2 separate regions of the Mus musculus genome follow, and region 2 is linked to region 1. Evidence: chromatin loops called from intact Hi-C (ENCODE). Cell type or tissue: gastrocnemius. All regions are shown on one strand. Each heading gives the region's core, and the rest is flanking DNA. Links, peaks and the distances in the headings are about the cores only. Region 1 overlaps Gm33377 (a long non-coding RNA gene). Region 2 overlaps 4732465J04Rik (a long non-coding RNA gene).

Region 1 (10,141 bases), core at 899-8,898:
AAGTTGACACCAGGCAGCCATGACTTTAGAGCCCTGATTCCCAGCTCAGTAGCCGTTTGACCTTATTAAGTCTCAGCTCTGACCTTTAAGATAGGAATAACTCTTTGTGTTTATTGTGAGAATTAAGTCACACAAGATCAATAAAGCACTTGGGAAATGTGTGCAGTACAAGTGTTCCATAAATGGTTACTTTAGTATCCAGGTAAGAGCCCAAGGTAACTCAAACAAGGTTCAGTTGAGTATCCACTCTAAATACAGAGCACTGAATTGCCAGAGAGGGGCTCCCTTTCTGAGGCCTCAGAGGGTTGGCTTCAGGCAAATCACAAACCTGTTGGTCTGTCTAACTTCCTGGAAGACTCTAATAGGCATCTCTAGCCCAGCTTCTCCTTTGTCTTCAAATTTGCAATGTCAGGTCCTTACAGATCACCAAACTTCATAATGGCATTCTTGGGGGAGGGTAGGGTATCTCTACCTAGCCTGTTCCCACTCCTTATATTCCATGGGCCAAAGCAAGTCAGTGGCCCGTGCCACTTCAAGGAGGACAGGAAGGGCCATTCTGTCATGAGCTTGGACATGTCACAACCGGTCACAGCATGATGACTGCCACAAATGCCAAAGGACAAATAGGTATTTTTAGGGCAACATATGAATGTGTTCTTGAAGAGAATAGAGCACTAGTGACCTTTGTTATTTTCCTACAGCAACTTCTTCCTGATGTAGCATATCTCCATGAGGGCCTTCAGAAATGCAGGCATCCCAATAGAAAACTGGGTGTCATGTGAGACTTCTAACAATGAGAGCAGGGTTGTCTCTGTTGCCTGCCTTTGGGATCCCCCCCCCCCCACACACACACACACACACCCGGGCTGCCTCACCTAGCCTCAATAGAAGTTGTACCTAGTCTTACTGCAGCTTGATGTGCCAAGTCGATCTCCATGGGCGCTCCCCTCTTCTGAAGAGAAAGGGAGGAGAGTGGAGTGTGAGGGAGGCCTGGGAGGAATTGAGGGAGGGGAAGTTGTGGTCAGGGTGTAAAGCAAATAGATAAGTTTAAAAAAAAGAAAAAAGAGGACCAGTGTCTTGATTTGACTAAATTGTCAAGTGATGCTGAAGAAATTGTGGAATTTTTAAAACCTGAGACATGGGTTGCAGGAAGGAAGATTAAACTATTCATATTCAGCTGTGGAACTGCTGAGACAATTCATTCTAAGATTCTACAAAGGTGGTCCTATTGAAGCTTGGATAGCATCATAAATGTTTTGTCTTTGAACTTTCATGCTGTCCTGTTACTTTTCCAAACAAATTTTCAAAAGTTTTACTATGTATCATCTGGCCCTTCCAATGTAATAACAACTATTTGATTTTCTGAAGTAATCCTTCCTTTTCTTTCTTTCTTTCTTTCTTTCTTTCTTTCTTTCTTTCTTTCTTTCTTTCTCTTTCTTTCTTTCTTTCTCTCTTTCTCTCTCTCTTTCTCTCTTTCTTTCTTTCTTTCTTTCTTTCTTTCTTTCTTTCTTTCTTTCTTTCTCTTGCTTGCTTTCCTCCTCCTCCTCCTCCTCCTCCTCCTCGTCTTCTTCTTCTTCTTCTTCTTCCTCTTCCTCCTCCTCCTTCTTCCTCCTCTACCCCTACCCCTCCTCCTTCTTCCTCTTCATCTTCTCTACCTCCTCCCTCTCCTCTTCCTTTGTATATTTTTTGGAGGCGTGGTTTTGCTTTTGTTTCCTTGACTTTGAGACAGGGTCATGCCATGCAGTCTCATTCAGCACTGAACCTCTGCTCCAATGTGGGATCACAGACCCATGCCACCACTTGTGGCTTCTTCTTCTTCTTCTTCTTCTTCTTCTTCTTCTTCTTCTTCTTCTTCTTCTTCTTCTTCTTCTTCTTCTCCTTCTTCTTCTTGTTAATAAAACACCTGATGTCATTATAATATAAGATTTATAAGGATGTCATTATAAATATAAGATTTATTTATCTCATATGTTGAAGATTTAAGGGTGTGGCTTTGGCAGTTGCTCAGCTCTGGTGAGGACACCATTGTTCAATACAGCTGATGATGTGAGGATGGATAAATCATGTTACTGATCAGGATACCGATCAAGCAGAACGGGCCAGTCTTTCAATGTCCCACTAGATCTCACGCCTTCAAGGTCTTACTACCCTAACATTGCCACACTAGGAACCAAGATCCCAAACACACAAATCTTTGTGAGACACACTCAAACCATATCCAAATATCTTTATTCCTCTCGTCAACTAATTAGAGCATCATTAAATGCTAACCTGCGTAACCCTGAGTTTAATCTAACCTCAGTTTTAAGGCCCAAGGGATCATCCTTAAATGGGACCTCACAAACTATCTGAATAGACCGGAGAAGCTGATGAGGAGTCACGATGCTATGAGTCTTTGTCCACATGTTTCAGTGGAAAACATCTGAACGGTCACACTCAGTTAACAGAGATCAGTAACTGCCCATATGCTAGAGCAAAGAAAGTCACCTGCAAGGTGACTGGTTCATCATACTGTCACCACTGAGTCCTCTCAACACATCGAGTTACCCTGTGGTTCCTACAAGTTTCCTTAGACAGAACAAGTCCTATTGTTACATTATAATAAATAAGAGCACAGGTTAGCTCGTTAATTCTCAGCATGGTTTCCAAGTAGCATCATCAGCCCCATCAGAGAACTTTTTAGAAGTACAATTCTGTGTCCCAACAGGCAGTGCTAAGGAGAGTGCCCAGGAAACTGCTTTAACAAGTCTTTTGAGGGATTCTGATGCACACTAACAACATCCTTGCTTTATTTCCTGGCTTTGTAGGAACTCATCAATGCCACGTTCCTTCTGTGGTTGACTTATTTGGCTTAGCACAGTGTGAAGACTCAAGTGTGGTGCATCTCAGTTATGGATTATCCTTTCTATGGGGCTGGAGAGATGGCTCAGTTAAGAGCACCGACTGCTTTTCCAGAGATCCTGAGTTCAATTCCCAGCAATTACGTGGTGGCTCACAACCATCTGTAATTGGATCTGGTGCCCTCTTCTGGTGTGTCTGAAGACAGCTACAGTGTACTCATATAAATAAAATAAATAAGTGGATAATAATAATAATAAAACAATATCCTTCCTTTATAAGGCTGCTTTTTGTCCCAGGTTATAAATGTATTGTGGTTTTGTTCTGCCTTATCTGTTCATGGACACAGAGTCCTTACACTTTCGGGCAATCATGAGTAGTTTTGCTACAAACACAAGTGTATATATACATCTTTCTGTGAATCCTTGCCTACAATTCATTTTAATACAAAGCAAATTTCTGGTAGTCTACTACCCTTGACACCCCATCTTTATTAGAGAAGCCACTCTCTCTAGCCCCTTCTGTAAGGCAGTGTGGCCTCCCTGGAATCCTAGAGAATGCTGTAGGATTTTCTTACATCCTTTGAAAACGTCGGCGTGAAGGCCCACTCTTTCCCAAAGACACACATTTGCCTCTCTTGCCCTGCATCCCATTTGTTTATAGAGCATGATTTTTTTTTTCTGACCCATCTGCAAAAATGTGAAGTACTCATATAGAAAATGTTATTTTTTTTTCCATCCTGTGGGTGACAGGGACCTAAGAACAAAGGAGGATTACAGGGCAGACTGTCTGCTATCATAGCTTAGTCGTCTGCTACTTGTTTCCAACCAAACACACAGTATCATTAGCTCTGCCCTTGGCTTCAACTTAATCTATTTTGACTACGAATATTGTCTTCTTCGGAAGCTCTACAATTTCCTGAAGAGACTGCAAATCAGCATTCTTGCCTAGAGCCATACGTGGTCGTTAGCTTTCCTCTGCTTGAAAGGCAGACAAAGGCAGCATATCATTGTGAGCGGCAAGGTTTTATTTTATCTTATTATTATTTTATTTAGTGTCTGCCTCCCAGCTGAACTACAAGGTAAGGTATCTAGATGCTGAACGTTTATCAGATGTGCTTAATTTTCCCAATAGGCCCTGGAGACAGGAAGAAAACAAGATAACAGGCTCTAACTAGCAGCAGTTGGGATATTCAGACTTTGAAAGTTTTAGCCTGTATGATATACAGTGGCAAGGCAGTAAGATACTACACTCATCTGTCACTCAAAAATTCTCTGAGATGAGACTGCTTAATGAAAAAAGTTATTTCTGTGAGGGCTGCAAAAAAATGGGGTTTTACAACAGCTTTTTTCCAAACTTGTTAAGAGTTGACACGTGTATTTCCTCTAGGAGGCAGTGTTGTGTAGTGGAGATGTGGTCTTTCAAACCAGCTCTGTGACCTTGAGGAACTTGTATCTGTCTCTCTGTCTCTCTGTCTCTGTCTCTCTCTCTCCTTCCTTCCTTTCTTTCTTCTTTTATTCATTCATTCTTTTAAAAAAAATTACAGGATTTCATGTAACGCAGATTCATCTCACACTTGCTATGCAGCTAAGGAAGGCCCAGAACTTCTGACTCCCATCTCCACTCTGAGTGTTGGGATTAATGATTTCTACCACCATGCCAATTCCACAGTGCTGGACATCAGACTCAAAGCACTAAACTTGCTAGGCAAGCAATTTACCAACTGAGCTCCAGCCCAGCCCCTGAATTGTTTTGTTCTGAGATAAGTTTGCACTGTGTAGCCAGGCTAACGTTGACATCTCATTATCTCAGCTGCCCGAATTTTGGGGTTATTGGCATGTGCCACCATGGGGCTTATACAACGTTCTTCACACTTGACTCGATTTTTTAATAGGACATGCACTAAAAAGCTATTCTGAAATGTTAGGTTTCTAAGCAACTTTTCTGTTCCCTTAATATTGAGCCAGCCCTTCCCTTTAAAACCTTTGTCTTTGTTCCCAACATCCTTTGCCTCCACGATGGACAGGGAGACCACGGTCCAGTTCTCAGGTGTCCGTGGCATATAATCCCAGTGGTTTTTCTGTATTGCTTTCACCAACTCCACAAAATCCAGAAAATTTGGCAAATCCCCCTGTGTAACGACTGTTTCAACTTCCCATCGTCTCAGGCTTGTGTTATATCTGACAATAAGCCAGGCTATGAGCAACACAGTGACAACTTGCTGGGCAGGATAGGAACTGGAGCAGAGTGAGAAAGATTTAAGTGAGGGCTGCTTTTGGTGAGTAGCCAGCTCATTATGACACGTTTTGCTCCTGATACCTCTTGTAAGTTGAACAGTCGGAGAGCGAAGCCTCTCTTTCTCCTGAAATGGTTGAGCCCATGCTGTGTACTCAGTAGAGAGCTGTGTGAGCAACACACACCTTGGTTGTCATTCAATAGTTTCATTATCTACATAGAAAGACCACATGTTCACAAAAGTACTGAAGGTACAAAAGCATGTGACAATAAACAAGAAAATAGCATTATGTGTGTATTTATATGTACTTATAAATGTGTGCCATTAACTCTCTATAAGTTCTGCACCCAGCACTATAAAATATATGTTATATATATTTATTATATATAATATTATATATGCATAGTCTGAGCTGAGATTGGTGATGCTTTTAATCCCAGCACTCAGTAAACAGAAGCAAGTAGATCTCTCTGGTTCCAAGCCCAGCCAAAGTCACACAGTAAGACTCCCTGCTCTTCTTTCTATATATAGATATATAATATTTATTACACATAATCTGTACTGACATGTCATTTTTTCCCAAACAATAAGCTTAACAACTGCTTATGCAACATTTATATTGGGTTGGCGATTATATATAACCTAAACACGAGTCAAGGCATATGGGAGGATGCATCATTTAATTAAAGGTACCATTTTATATCAATGGATAATGGACAGAGGCTAAGAGAACTGTTCTTGAATTGGTTCCCTCTTTCCTTCAATTACAGCCTTAACTAAAGAATAAATTAATCTACTTCTCTCCAATCTACCCGTACTTATGCAATTCATCTGTCTTTTGTCATTAGAATCTTTCAGCACCCATAGAACTTTGTCTTTTGATGTGTCCCAGCACCAGTAACAGGGACTGTCACTTGGTAGGTGATCAGTAAGCGTTTGTTTGTGAATACATGGTGTGGTAGTTTGGAACAGATAGGAACAGTTCCCATAGGAGCATATTTGAATGTTTGACCCCAGTTGATGGAAAGATCAGGAGGTTTGGCCATGTTGGAGGAGGTGTGTCACTAGGGATGGCCTAAGGCCACACCAGGCTCAGGTGCTCTCTCTCTCTCTCTCTCTCTCTCTCTCTCTCTCTCTGCCAGTTTTCTATGGATCAGGATGTAAAGCACTCAACTACTACCCCAACACCGCACCTGTGTGCTTCCCACTGTGATGGCCATGGATTCTTACTACCTTCTTAAATCAAGAACATTTTTACCCTGTTAAGTGTTTTTCTTTTATAAGCGATGCCTTTATCATATTTTCTCTTTACAACAATAGAACAATAACTAAGACATCTGGGAGCTTCAAGACTCTGGTTTTTTTCATTTGTTTGTTTGTTTTTTTTCTTTTCCCTTTTTACCCTCAGGCCCAAAGACCATCGCCCATCACAACAGTCTATGGTCAGGAATCCTCAGGCACTCTGCCTGACAGACTTGGATGTGAACAAGAAAAGCTAGTCTGGAGAAGTCCTGCAAATCTTAAGGATCACAACACATGATTCTAAAAAGCTCCAAGTAGAATGGCAAGCTGAGGCATCCAGGCTAACGAAGTCTTCTGGGTCCCTAGACAAAGCCCCATTCTAACCCAGTTGACAAGGAATCCAAAGCTGTACTCCCAAAGGGCACAGGAAGGAAACTGGACTTCTCCCTCCTATGAAGGAAAAGATTTGTGCTAGAATCATGGTGTAGTGGGATGAATTGCCCCCCTGGAGTCATGAAATTTGTGCATTATGTATAGCATTGCCTGTATTTCACGGAAAAATCACTGCAGAATTTCAGGGTCCTGAAATACATTTGTGTGACTGCAGGATGAAACTTAGCCAGCATTCCCCAACCCTGTTCCTGGAACCGGGTTTTCCAGACTCCAGCCCTCTACACCTGCAGTCACACAGGAGCCAGTGGCCACATGTGACTGGCAAGCATTTGCAGTAGGGCTCAGGCTACATTTTCAAATGAAGAGACCAAAACAGTGTACAGAAAAGGCAAAACAGACATGCAGCACATCCCTTCAATCATGTTACATTGATTGATGTTTAAATAATGGTCTTAGCCGGGCGTGGTGGCGCACGCCTTTAATCCCAGCACTCGGGAGGCAGAGGCAGGCGGATTTCTGAGTTCGAGGCCAGCCTGGTCTACAAAGTGAGCTCCAGGACAGCCAGGGCTATACAGAGAAACCCTGTCTCGAAAAACCAAAAAACCCAAAAAATAAATAAATAAATAAATAAATAAATAAATAAATAATGGTCTTTTTACCTACTGAGCTAAATAAAAATAGATCATCAGAAAAGGGATAGGAGCAGAAGCAAGGCAGATTTGAGGCAGAGGCTATGTGTAAACTCCAGTACTTTTGTTCAGTTTGGCTACAAAAACCTACAACTGCTTTGAAATCAAGAATGCTCAAGTCAGCCATTGTAACTCATACTTAGCATAACAGCAGCATTCTGGAACAGAGGCAGGAGGATCTCCAGGTCAACCTGAACTACATTGCTATTGCTAGTTTGAGGCCAACCTGGGCTACAAAATGAGAGCCCGACTTAAGTCAGAAAACAAAACAGAAGCCTGCTTATAAATAGTTCACCTGTTTGATTTGATTTGTTGGTTGGTTGGTTGGTTGGTTGTTTTGTTTTGTTTTTTTGTTTGTTTGCTTGTTTTTACCTTTCTGACGATAGTTGCAGGAACCTTTAAATTTACATATGTACCTAAGTTCATGCCAAGCCCAGTGTGATGACTCACACTTATAATCCCAGTACTCAAGAGACAGAATCAGGAGGATTGCCAGGAGATCCTGGTCAGCCTGGGCTACAGAGTGAGACCCTGTCCAGAAAAATAAAATGTCAAATGAGATATTTCTATTTGATATATTCTTATTGTTTTTCTATAATCTGAAAGAAAATCAAATAACTGCCTCTCCACATTTTACCAATCCCCACCCCATGGCATCTGTGCTCACTATCAGGGTGAGTGTACCAAACCTGCTCAGAATACATAGTGTATAGAACCCTGGTGAATTGGCGTTTTCTAAATGCATTTGGCCAGGATACCCATTTCCTACTAAGCACCAACTCCCCTTCATCTTGAGGAAGACATCTTGGAAAAACACGGCCCTAGATTGTAGCACTCAGATTTTGTTGATTTATCACATGATTCTAACGATATGGAAAGAAAACCTCAGTGAGATTGTAAGATGCTCAGACAGGTAGAGTGTAAAATGCTCAGACAGGGAGACTATAAGATGCTCAGATAGGGGGCTGGAGAGATGGCTCAGCGGGTAAGAGCACTGACTGCTCTTCCAAAGGTCCTGAGTTCAAATCCCAGCAACCACATGGTGGCTCACAACCACCCATAATGAGATCTGATGCCCTCTTCTGGTGCGTCTGAAGACAACTACAGTGTACTTATGTATAATAAAATAAATCTTAAAAAAAAAAAAAAAAAAAAGATGCTCAGGGAGAGTTTAAGGGAAAAGTCTTTGATGGCTCCTGGGAGAGACCACAGCTAGGTAAAAGCTGATAAAAAATGTGCGAGTGTGGGATTGGAGAGGGAAGATGAGCTCGGGTTTCCTAACAGAAATAAACCTTGGCTTTCTACTGCTTGGGTTGCCTTAGAGCTGTGGTTCCCAATCTTCCTATCGCTGCAACCCTTTAATGCTGTGGTAACCCCCCAGCCATAAAGTTATTTTTACTGCTACTTCCTAACTGTAATTTTGCAGCTGTTATAGATCATAATGTAAATACCCGATATGCAGACAATCTTAGGGTGGGTGACCCCAAGGGGTTGAGAACCACTGTCTTAGAGGCTCCAGCTTCCCCAGAACATCAAATGTCTTTGCTGCAGCTTTCAGAGACAGCGTCCTCAGAGGAAACTCAATACCCTAGGAAGAAGCGTTGTAACAGACTAGAGACTTCAAAGTTAAGAGAACATACAACCTAACACGTAGCCAAACGCAGCAAGAGGTGGGCCACCACATAGGTCTTTCCCCTCTCACCCAAGGGCTCCAGGGAGCAGCTGAGGAGAATCCCCCTCAGGTTTTATCTCTCCAGATAAAGCAGGAGTCCACAGCTCACCACCTCTGATGGCTTCTGACAGAAGTTTCTGCATGGATGATAAAAGAGCTATTCCTGATGCTCAGTACTTCAGATGTCCTGTCAGATGTGGCATCCTAAGATGTGGGCAGATTTCTGGGGTGTAGCTGTGAGTGAAAGTTTCTCCTGGAAAAACCTCAGAAGCCCCCCCACCCCCACCCCCACCCCCTTTGTGTCTGCAAACTTCTTCCTAGCTGCCGACACTGGCTTTGCACATATTATTTTGGCTTATACTTGTTTTTCAGTGCTAGACGTTGAAACCAGGCCCCCTGTAGTCTAGACAACAACCGCTCAGTACTAAATAATGTTTTTGAAAGCTATATTAAAGTATAACTTATTCACAATAAAATCCACCTTTAGAAGTGTGAACAGTCACAAACATGTTTTGGAATGTTTCCGTCACCCTACCCCCACCCTCAATTTTCCTTGAGCTCCTTTTCAGCTGGTTATTGTCTTAGTTAGGGTTTTACTGCTGTGAACAGACACCATGACCAAGGCAAGTCTTATAAAGGACCACATTTAATTGAGGCTGGCTTACAGGTTCAGAGGTTCAGTTCAGTATCATCAAGGTGGGAACATGGTGGCATCCAGACGGGCATGGTGCAGGCAGAGCTGAGAGTTCTACATCTTCATCTGAAGGCTGCTAGTAGAATACTGACTTCCAGGCAGCTACGCTGAGGGTTTTAAAGCCCATACCCACGGTGACACACCTACTCCAACAGGGCTACATCTTCTAATAGTGCCACTCCCTAGGCCGAGCATATACAAACCATCACAGTTACTATTCTTTTTGTTTGTTTGTTTGTTTTTTGAGACAGGGTTTCTCTGTATAGCCCTGGCTGTCCTGGAACTCACTTTGTAGACCAGAAAACTCAGAAATCTGCCTGCCTCTGCCTCCCGAGTGCTGGGATTAAAGGTGTGCGCCACCATGCCCGGCCACAGTT
Region 2 (10,141 bases), core at 626-8,625, 58 kb after region 1:
GCCTAGTGTCACTCTTCCTTCCTGCTGCCTGCTGAATCAGATGTAGACCTTCTCCAGTGCCATGTCTGGCTGCATGCTACCATGCTTCCTGCCAAGACAATAACGGACTGAACCTCTTGAACTGTAAGCCAGCCCCAAAGTGTACTGGCTAGTTTCGTGTGCCAACTTGACACAAGCTGGAGTTATCACAGAGATAGGAGCCTCCCCTGAAGAAATGCCTCCATGAAATCCAGCTGTAAGGCATTTTCTCAATTAGTGATCAAGGGTGGGAAGGCCTATTGTGGGTGGTGCCATCTCTGGGCTGGTGGTCCTGCGTCCTATAAGAAAGCAGGCTGAGCAATCCAGGTGAAGCAAAACAGTAAGCAGCACCCCTCCATGGCCTCTGCATCAGCTCCTGCCTCCAAGTTCCTGCCCTGTGTGACCTCCTTTGGTGATGAACACCAATGTGGAAGTGTAAGCTGAATAAACACTTCTTCCCCAACTTGCTTCTTGGTCATGATGTTTTGTGCAGGAATAGAAACCCTGACTAAGACACCAACTAAATGGTTCCCTTTATAAGAGCTGCTGTGGCTATGGCTTTTCTTCACAGTGATAAAACCCTAAGATGGGACCTAGTTGGAGTTTTTACAGCAAAAGCCTCAGGATTCAGTGGCCCAAACTGGCTGGACTCAGCCACCCACACCCAGTGTGCCAATCAACTCAGCCCTCAGGAGACAGAGGCAGGCAAAGACCCTGAGTTCGAGGGCAGCCTGGTCTATAGAGTTCCAGGACAGTCTGAGTAGCAGTGCAAAGCAGAGAGGGATTTATCCAATGTGGGCCACAGTGGGAAAAGAGACAAATGCAGGGGTCCAGTGACCGCCCCCCCCAAGTCCAGTGTTGGGCTTTTGACATGAGGTTTGCTGAGCAGAGGAAGAACTGGACACAGCCAGGAGTGTGATTTACTAAGCAGGATGTTCTGGTTGGCCATGTCTCAGTTATCCCTGCCATGACCTGTTCTGTGATGCTACCTCCCTTTCCTGGATAACGGCCTTCATGTGGAGAGGGCTCAGTTCTGTATGGTCCTGCTATTCCAAGAGTCCAATGGGACTTAAGAGGAAAGGTTAAGAGCAATCAGGTGATGGCGGCTCATGCTTTTAATCCCAGCACTTGGGAGACAAAGATGGGTGAACTCCCTGAGTTTGAGGCCAGCCTGGTCTACAGAGTGAGTTCCAAGACAGCCAGGGCTACGCAGAGAAACCCTGTATCAAAAACAACAACAAAACAAAACCAAAGCAATGCTATCTCTGTGCTTTTAGTAAAAGGGAAAGAGATAGAAAGACGACAAGAAAAAGAACCAGAGGAACCAGGCGTTTACCCCATGTTTAGTTGTCTTTTGAGCCAAGTGAGGACTCAGTGCTTTTCCAACAACCAAAGCTTCTTTTTTTTTTCTTTTTTTTAAAAATATTTTTATTAGGTATTTTCCTCATTTACATTTCCAATGCTATCCCAAAAGGCCCCCATACCCTCCCCCCACTCCCCTACCCACCCACTCCCACTTTTTGGCCCTGGCATTCCCCTGTACTGGGGCATATAAAGTTTGCAAGTCCAATGGGCCTCTCTTTCCAGTGATGGCTGACTAGGCCATCTTCTGCTACATATGCAGCTAGAGACAAGAGCTCCGGGGTACTGGTTAGTTCATAATGTTGTTCCACCTATAGGGTTGCAGATCCCTTTAGCTCCTTGGGTAATTTCTCTAGCTCCTCCATTGGGGGTCCTATGATCCCTCCACTAGCTGACTGTGAGCATCCACTTCTGTGTTTGCTAGGCCCTGGCATAGCCTCACAAGAGACAGTTATATCTGGGTCCTTTCAGCAAAATCTTGCTAGTGTGTGCAATGCTTCTAAGTGCCTGTTTCAAAAGCACAGCATTAGACTATATTAACATTTCAAGCTACACTGAAATTCTTAGTTCTTGGGGACTCCTCATTCCCTGTGACAAATGTATTCCACTGATCTAGTGGATTGGGTATGATTCTCATTAACTCCTGGACTCAAATACAACCAGACTGGGAGAAGATGGACAGAAGTCAGGAACCCAAGTCCAAAAGAGTCATGACTTCAGAGAAAGAGAGCTCTGCCTTCTTCTAGTGCAGCAAGAGACCCTGGGACTAGCACCAGGCCTGGTTACAAGTGTTCCAGAAATAGTTCACTCTCCCTGTTCCCCAGCTTGCTAGCTGGCCCAGCAAACCCAGCTCAGCAGGAACCTCTCAGCCCAGAGTGAGGCTCTGGCACACCCTCTGTATTCACAGTAGCACACCAGCCCAACCAGAAGCCAGTCTTCTTGTGATGCACATGATCTCTAATGCAACCGAAAATGCACACTCCCTCTGAGCTGGCTCAAGAGATGTCAATTCAGACAGAAGCCTACCTCGAAAATACAGAGCATGAAAAGTGCATTCCAGGCTTCACCTCTCCCCCAAGCCCATACTTAAGAGTCAGCGTCTTGTGTGACGCTAATGATTATTAAATCAAAAGGCATTCATTTAATGGAGCCATTTCAAGATCCAACAGTAAATTGCCTTCTGCTGCATAGCTCTGGGCATGAAATGATTACACCACAAAGTCTGAGCCTCTGCTGCAGCGTGAGGCAAGGGTGGCTGGGAAATTGTTTTCCAGTTTGCAACGCCAGCAAAAAAAAAAAAAAAAAAAAAAAAAGAGAGAGAGAGAGAGAGAGAGAGAGAGGGGAGGGGTCTCTTGTCTCTGAGGGTTTTATGTCCTCTGCCTCCAACCACTGTGTCATGCAGAATCATTGTGATAAAGAGTCCAGTGTCCAGATATAGGAACCCAACTCCAACTCAGGGTAAAGAAAGAGACCTACATTAGGCAGCCGTTGTTCTTGAAGCTTAAACAGAGAATGACAGTCTGCAGTGACTAATAAAGCTTGGAGAAGGACAAAGACTCAGCTCAGAGCCCTTGCCACAGGATGACAGGGAGCACATCAAATAGGCTGCAGCCTGGAGCTGGTCCCACACTCTTCCCTTGGCTAACACCAAATGCTACAAGGCACTGATCACACTTCAGGCTCCAGGCCCCCTGTTAACACTTTAACGGAGAGCCCTCTGCTTCTTTCGGTCTTCTCAATACCCTCTACTAAGGGGTGCTATCATTGAGCCCATTGTACTGACTATAAATTGGAGCCTCAGCAAAATTAGTTTGATGCAGGTCATGGCTAGTCAGTAGTGAAGCTAAGATTCAGATACAAGCCTCTCAAGGGTCTTTACTCACAATGTTGGTTGAACATTATCTCCAAAACCCTAGCTAAATGAAATGGATCATGAATATAGCTCTGGGGGTGTCTTGTAGTTCTTATTGCAAAAAAAAAAAAAATGAATAAGAATCTGATAATGGGCCTAAAATATAGTCATCACCACACCACTCCGTTGGCTTCATAATATCTGAAGTTAAGCAATCACATCAAGTATTTCTCCCCAACAGATGACAACCCATCACACTGTATCTTGCCGAACTTTAAAAGCCAGAAAGGGAACCTGGATAGGTCCTTCCTGTTCAGAATTCTACCTTGGTGAGGAGGCTAGGCCACTTTCTAAACTGTCCACTGCAGAGCTGTATTTTAAGAATATGGGTTTAAACTCTCGAGGAGCCCACTAATCCTAACCCTAACCCTAACCCTAACCCTGACCGTGGAAGCAAACAGTTCAGAAATACTCAAGAGGATGAACTGTTTAAGCATGAGTAGCCTAATAATCTAGATGCACAGTGAGTCAGAGGACCCCAAAGGGAGACTGTGTTACTTTGCTATGTGAAAGACTAAATCGCAGGCATCATCCCACCAGGCTAAACTTGGGGCAGGAGCTCTTGCTCCTGTAACTGACTTGGCATGAGTAAATTTTTTTAATCATAATTGTTCCGGAACCTTGGGTGCCCATGGCCAAAAGTCCTGTGAAGAATTTAATCAAACCATGGGCATTGTACCAATCAACCCCTTGGGAAATTTCTAGCATAATTCTGAGGGTTAGAGATTTCCTCCTTGCAAATGAGATGGATGTTATCTCGAATTCAGCATATAGTCTCTCTCTCTCCTGACAAGTCCTGCTCCATTAACTTTCAGTTGCTCCTTTTACTATTCAGTTTATAGTTTTAAACTTTTAAAGCCTTATCAGATGCCCTTTGAAACAAAATGCATAACAGATTTATTTTTAATCCATGAATAAAGACCTTGAGAGGACAAACAACATATTTAATGATAGGAAAGTGCGGTGTTGCTAATGAATGGTTCTGTTCTCCCAATAATGCCCCAAACTAAAGCAGTAATTTCTGCAAGCCTTGTTTGGCTTTAGAAATTTACAGTGTAGCATTTTCACATGTATTATATCTTATTTAGGCCTTCTGACAAACACAGACCGAGTGGGTTTAATACCTCATTTTAAATTAACGAAAGACTATGGCCCAGAGCATTGAAATTGCTGCCCCAAGCTTATATAACCAGTAAGGGATGGGAGTCAGAGCCAGAATTCTATCTCTCTGGTTTTCAGCCCAATTCAACTAACTCATGTTCTCTCTCTCCTCTCCCCTCACCCCTCATCCCTCACCCTTCTCCTCTCTCCTCTCTCTCCTCTCCCCTCTCTCTCCTCTCCCCTCTCTCCTCTCTCTCCTTTCTCTCCTCTCTCCTCTTTCCTCCCTCTCCCCTCTCTCTCCTCTCCTCTCTCTACCCTCTCCCCCTCTCCCCTTTCCTCTCTCTCTCTCTCCTTGCTCTCTCTCTCACAATCTATCTATCTATCTATCTATCTATCTATCTATCTATCTATCTATCTATCTATCTATCGTTCGATCAATAAATAGATAGCTTAGGCTTTCTTTCCTTCTACATCAATACTCTTTGATCATCTTTGGGTCCTAAGTTCCTTAACATTATGATGAAAGATAGGGATCTTTGTTTCTAGAAAATGTTTCTGTGTGCATTCAGATCCATTAGTGTACTTAATTTCAAGGGATTTCTAGATCCCTTAAGCCCAACTTCACATGCACTATAGATTTAAAGATCCAAAGGAATCTTGCTTACACTATTAGCCACCTAGAATAGCTGTGGCATCACAGTAACCCCTGAAACATGGCCTCTAATATAGAATCTGAACTGTCGTGGGCATATATGTAGGCTGAAGGACTGAGATAATGAGTAAATGAATAAGTAGATCCATTTGAGAATGCAGCTCAATGGAGCTGAAAAAAGTGGCTCAGCAGTTAAGAACACTGTTGCTCTTGCAGAAGACCTGATTCGGTTCCCAGAACCCACATGGTAGCTCCCAACTGTCTGTAACTCCATTTCCATGGGATCTGATAATGTCCCCTTCTGGCCTCCTTAGGAACTGCACACATATGATAGATAGATAGATAGATAGATAGATAGATAGATAGATAGATAGATAGATAGATAGATAGATAGATGATAGATAGATAGATAGATAGATGTGTGTATGTATAGATACACGCAGGTAAAATGTATAAAATAAAATAAATTAATTTTTTTTTATAAAAAAGAAAGTCACCTGGAGATTTGTGTCCTACTGACAGCACACTGGGAACATCCTTTCCTCTCTTACGCAACACCTGGTTAATAAGCTGGGGGCAGTATGACTAGATGGGACGCTTGCTAGTCGGATGATGTTTAATATATCCATCAACAGAGCTGATGGGCACAGTGTCACCTTCCATATCCAGAACGACACGGATACTGTAACCCCCGTCTAAATACCAGTGAGAACTTGGAACTGCAGAGCCTAGGAGAGAGGCTCATGTAACAGATTCGGAAAGGTGGCCTGTGTTTTTCTGCCTGAAATTAGTGTCTAGTTATCATTTAGATAACTTTAAACTAGGTTTTCCTAATCTGCGGCTTTTAAAATGAGAGCAACGACACTTCCATTTCTTTTTGGACATCTGGGAGGAATGCCTACTGACTTTCATTAACCCAGGATTCTATTCTGGGGAGGAACATCAGCGGCTTCCCATTAACTTTGCAGGTCATATGTTTACAGAGAGGGAGACATTTCCCTGGCCAGCTTTACTCGGGATGCTAAAGTGTAAGGGCTGGCCAGACTCATGGCCCCGGAGAACAAGGTTCTACAGCAGGCTTTTAATCTGCTCTCTTCTACTCCCTGCACCAGTCTCTCCATGCATGGGAAGACTGTAATTAGTGTCTTTTGTGGACCATAAAGCAGGTAAGCAAAACAAGGAAACAGAATTATAGGATAATATAATGGCTTCAAACTTTGTGCATCGCAGGCCCCATTTCAAACTGACTTCACTTAAAGACAACGGTCTATTCTAGGGGTTATATCTCTAAGTATATTAATTCTCAGCCTCACATAAAACTCCTATGTGAGGGCAGGTGCTTCATACATCGAAGCGTGCAACTCTGTAATTATTAGTATTGAAAGGCCATTGAATATTTTTCTATCAAGGATGTTTTTCCCTTTTGGATTCTACATCCTGGTGGTGGAAGAAAAATGGGATCAACATCTCCTTTACTCATGACCTTGTGGGACTCCTTGCATCTCAGAGCTTCTGCAGAAACCAAGGGTACTGTACCATCCTGTGTCTCCACACCAAGAACACAAGCTTTCTTCCATCCACACTTCGGGAGCCATGAACGGGACATCAGTATTTAATATGCGGCAACATTAATCCTAAACTAAGTTGTGCCAATTTTTTTCATTCACTTGGCTTGATCTAAACATGGGGCCTTTCCCACTTTCATTTATCTTGTTCTGCGTTTGTTAGGTTAGCTCATACAGCAATGACTTCATCAGAGCATTTTCACATAAGCCCTGCTCTTATTGGTTCCACTCTCCCACCCTCTTCCTGTGCCCCCCACCTCTCTTGTTGGACCAATGTCTTCCCCTTCATAGGCCCCGTTCACTTTCAATCCATGTATTTCACATCCCTATTGCCCCTCCCCATTCTTTAGATCTCTTCTTCCTTTCTCATAGTCTCCTTGCTAGTTTTGTGACCTCCCCCAAACATGCACATTGAAATTAAACCAAAGAGCTCCATATGGTGGGCATATTTCATTAGCATAAATTAATTACACATAATGTGATAGTTTATATATGCTTGGTCCAGGGAGTGGCACTATTAAGAGGTGTGGCCTTGTTGGAGTAGGTGTGTCCCTGTGGGCGTGGGCTTAAAACCCTCATCCTAGCTGCCTGGAATTGAGTATTCTTCTACTAGCAGCCTTCCAAGATGTAGAAACCTTAGCTTCTCCTGCACCATGCCTGCCTGGATTCTGTCATGTCCCTGCCTTGATGATAATAAACTGAACCTCTGAACCTGTAAGGCAGCCCCAATTAAATGTTGTCTTTCGTAAGACTTGCCTTGGTCATGGTGTCTGTTCACAGCAGTAAAACCCTAAATAAGACACACAGTAATGGGTTACATTGTGACATTTTCATATGTACAACACTACAATACTTTTTTGTTTGTTTGTTTGTTTGCTTGCTTGTTTGTTTGTTTGTTTTTGAGGCAGGATTTCTCTGTGTCCTCTAATTCAGAGATCTACTTGCCTCTGCCTCCAGTACTGGGATTAAAGGTGTTCGACACTACCTCCTGGATTACAACACTTTTTTTTTAATGGCTGTTGAGTTCATCATGCATGTAAAGTAAGAAACAGAGCTGTGTGGTGATGGTAAATGCCCTCAATCCCAGCACTCAGGAGGTAGAGGCAGGCAGATCTCTGTGAGTTCAAGGTCAGCCTAGTCTAGAGGAGTTCCAGGACAACCAACGCTAGACAGAAAAAGCCTGTCTCAAAAAAAAAAAAAACAAACAGAGATAGACAGACAGATACAGAGAGAGAGAATACCTCACAATATGACACATAACTGTTTTATGCCACTGATGCCTTCTGAAGTCATCTACTTTTTAAGCAATACATTTAACTCCTTTTAAAAACCAGGAAATTGAGCGACAGAGAAGCTAAGGAACTTGTTGATGGTCATATAGCCAAGAAACAACAAAGTTGGGATTCGAACTCAGTATTCTAGTTTCAGAGTCCAGCTCCTGTCTCTCCCTACATCCCCTGAACATGAGATCATGTCCGACTCATGGTTGCCACTGTTAACCACATGATGAAGACTTGATCTGCTTGGCAGGGGTCATCTGCATGGAGCAGCATCCAAATGTTGACTCCAGCTAGTGGTCAGGGCCAGGAAATAAGGTAACTTCCTCCTAAGAAAAAGACACAACAAAACAAGCAACTTCCTCGTCCCAGCAGTGAGGAAACCAAGTTAAGGACCAGAAAGATGAACTCTGGTCAGCAGTCGGGACTTCTGTCTACTTGCCTTTGATTTCACTGGTGCTATTACTTTGTGGTACTAGGACTTGAATCCAGGGCCTTTGCACATGCCAGGCAAGTATTCTGTCACTTAGCGACACCCTGCTTTCTCTCTGAGTTTTAATAGGTAAAGAAAGCTGAATCAGAAATGAAACCCTAGATTTATTTCCTGTTCCCATAAGACCTTTCAAGATGGGGCTGATAGCTTGATGTCTCTGGACCCTCTCCCCTTTCTACGGGCTTTAGCTTAAAGGATGGCTTTCCCCACACACAAAGTAGACCATGAGACAAAAGATCAGACCCTAAGACCTTTCGGTGACCATGGAAAGGCGATCTGCGCGCCTGCAACCCAAGCCTCACTGTTTCCTGCAGCATTTGGCTGCACAAGGTGAGTCTTAGGAGGTCATGTCCTATCAAGACTCTTAATGAGATCCAGATATTGCAGTGGCCCTGCTGTCCAGGATTAGACCTTGGAATCTGAAATACTCCAGAAAGGTATAGTTTCTGTCCTCCACACCAAGTAAACAGCACATGGCATCGGCTTCCAGCAGGCGATGACACACATTCACAGGGTAGCAGTTGAGGAGCTGTGTTTATCTGACACTTAATACCCGAGAAGGCATTGGCTATATGGGGATTCCCATGCCCAGGTAACCTAACCCATGGACTCGTAGCGCCATCATTTGTTCAGCTGTCACCACCTCTCCAGCCTTCAGAGGGCGGCCTGTGGTTCCAGACAGTGATCCCAGTCTCTGAAATAGAAGAAAAAAAAAAGATGGTGTGTTGAATGTGAGCCAGCCACTGCAAGAGAAAGAAACATTTAAGAAAGTATGTTCTGTGTTGAAAAGAGAGATAGCTTGATAAGTAGGTAGGTAGACGATAGTTAGGCAGGTAGACAGACAGAGAAAGCATGATAGGTAGGTAGGTAGATAGGTAGATCGATAGATAGATAGATAGATAGATAGATAGATAGATAGATCGGTAGATAGATAGATAGATCGACAGACAGAGATACGCACATACATGCACACTGTGTATGTGTGTGTGTGTTTGCGAATGCGTGCGTGCATACACACATAAGCATGCAAATATAGCTGACTATATGTACATGTATGGAAGCTATGGGAGAATTTGAGGTGTCTTCCTAAGCTGCTCTTTAATTTACTTTTTAAGATAATGTCTCTCCCTGAACCTGTAACTAGCCATCCACTTAGACAAGACTGGCTGGCTACCAAGCCCTGGAGATAGGCCTATCTCTACCGTCAGTACTGGAGTCACAGGCATAGGTGGCCAGGCTCAGGTGTTGCACAGGTGTTGCACAGGGACTCAAATCAGGTCCTCGTGTATTCACAGCAAGCACTTTGACCCACCACACCTTCTCAACAGCTCTTCCTCCCTCCATATTTGAGACAGGATCTCACTCTGCAGCCCTAGCTGACCATGAACTCACTATGGAGACCAAATGTAATGGCAATCATCCTGCCTCTGACCCCTAAGATTCCAAGTTTCCGGGTGTGCACCACCATGGCCCGGCGAAGCGTCGACTCTAAGAGGCCATTTTCACAGTCTTCAACTGAGAGGGGTAAGGGACTAGAGAGATGGCTCAGCAGTTAAAAGCACTGACTGCTCACATGGTAGCTCACAAAGGTCTATAATGGGATCTGATGCCTACTTCTGGCACACAGATACACATGCAGATGGATCACCCACATACATACATACAGATAGATAGATAGATAGATAGATAGATAGATAGATAGATAGATAGATAGATAGATCTTTTAAAATTGGAAAGAAATAAATGGTCAGACCAGAGGGC

What was found. A loop is a pair of places that touch in the nucleus more often than their neighbours do. Peaks named below come from ENCODE experiments on the same cell type or tissue, not always from the same donor. Only the 100,000 strongest peaks of a DNase experiment are listed, where the experiment ranks them.
Region 2: it touches region 1 in a loop (4-fold over the local background); 2 of 42 quality-filtered maps call a loop at or near these places.

Annotation. Positions count from the first base shown.
Region 1 is chr10:95,852,460-95,862,600 of GRCm38, reverse strand. All of the region lies in intron 3 of Gm33377 (a long non-coding RNA gene), which reads right to left. Among named protein-coding and RNA genes, the nearest start is that of Gm33543, 15 kb to the right of the region's middle. In gastrocnemius, for the core only: a CTCF peak has its summit at 4,219; no DNase peak of the experiment used is centred there; H3K27ac peaks cover 230 bases.
Region 2 is chr10:95,793,739-95,803,879 of GRCm38, reverse strand. 4732465J04Rik (a long non-coding RNA gene) reads right to left here. Exons shown (of 5, transcript XR_380952.1): 5 at 8,896-9,074. Among named protein-coding and RNA genes, the nearest start is that of Gm33377, 19 kb to the left of the region's middle. In gastrocnemius, for the core only: a CTCF peak has its summit at 5,335 (motif pointing left); DNase peaks (open chromatin) are centred at 2,263 and 2,990; H3K27ac peaks cover 4,512 bases.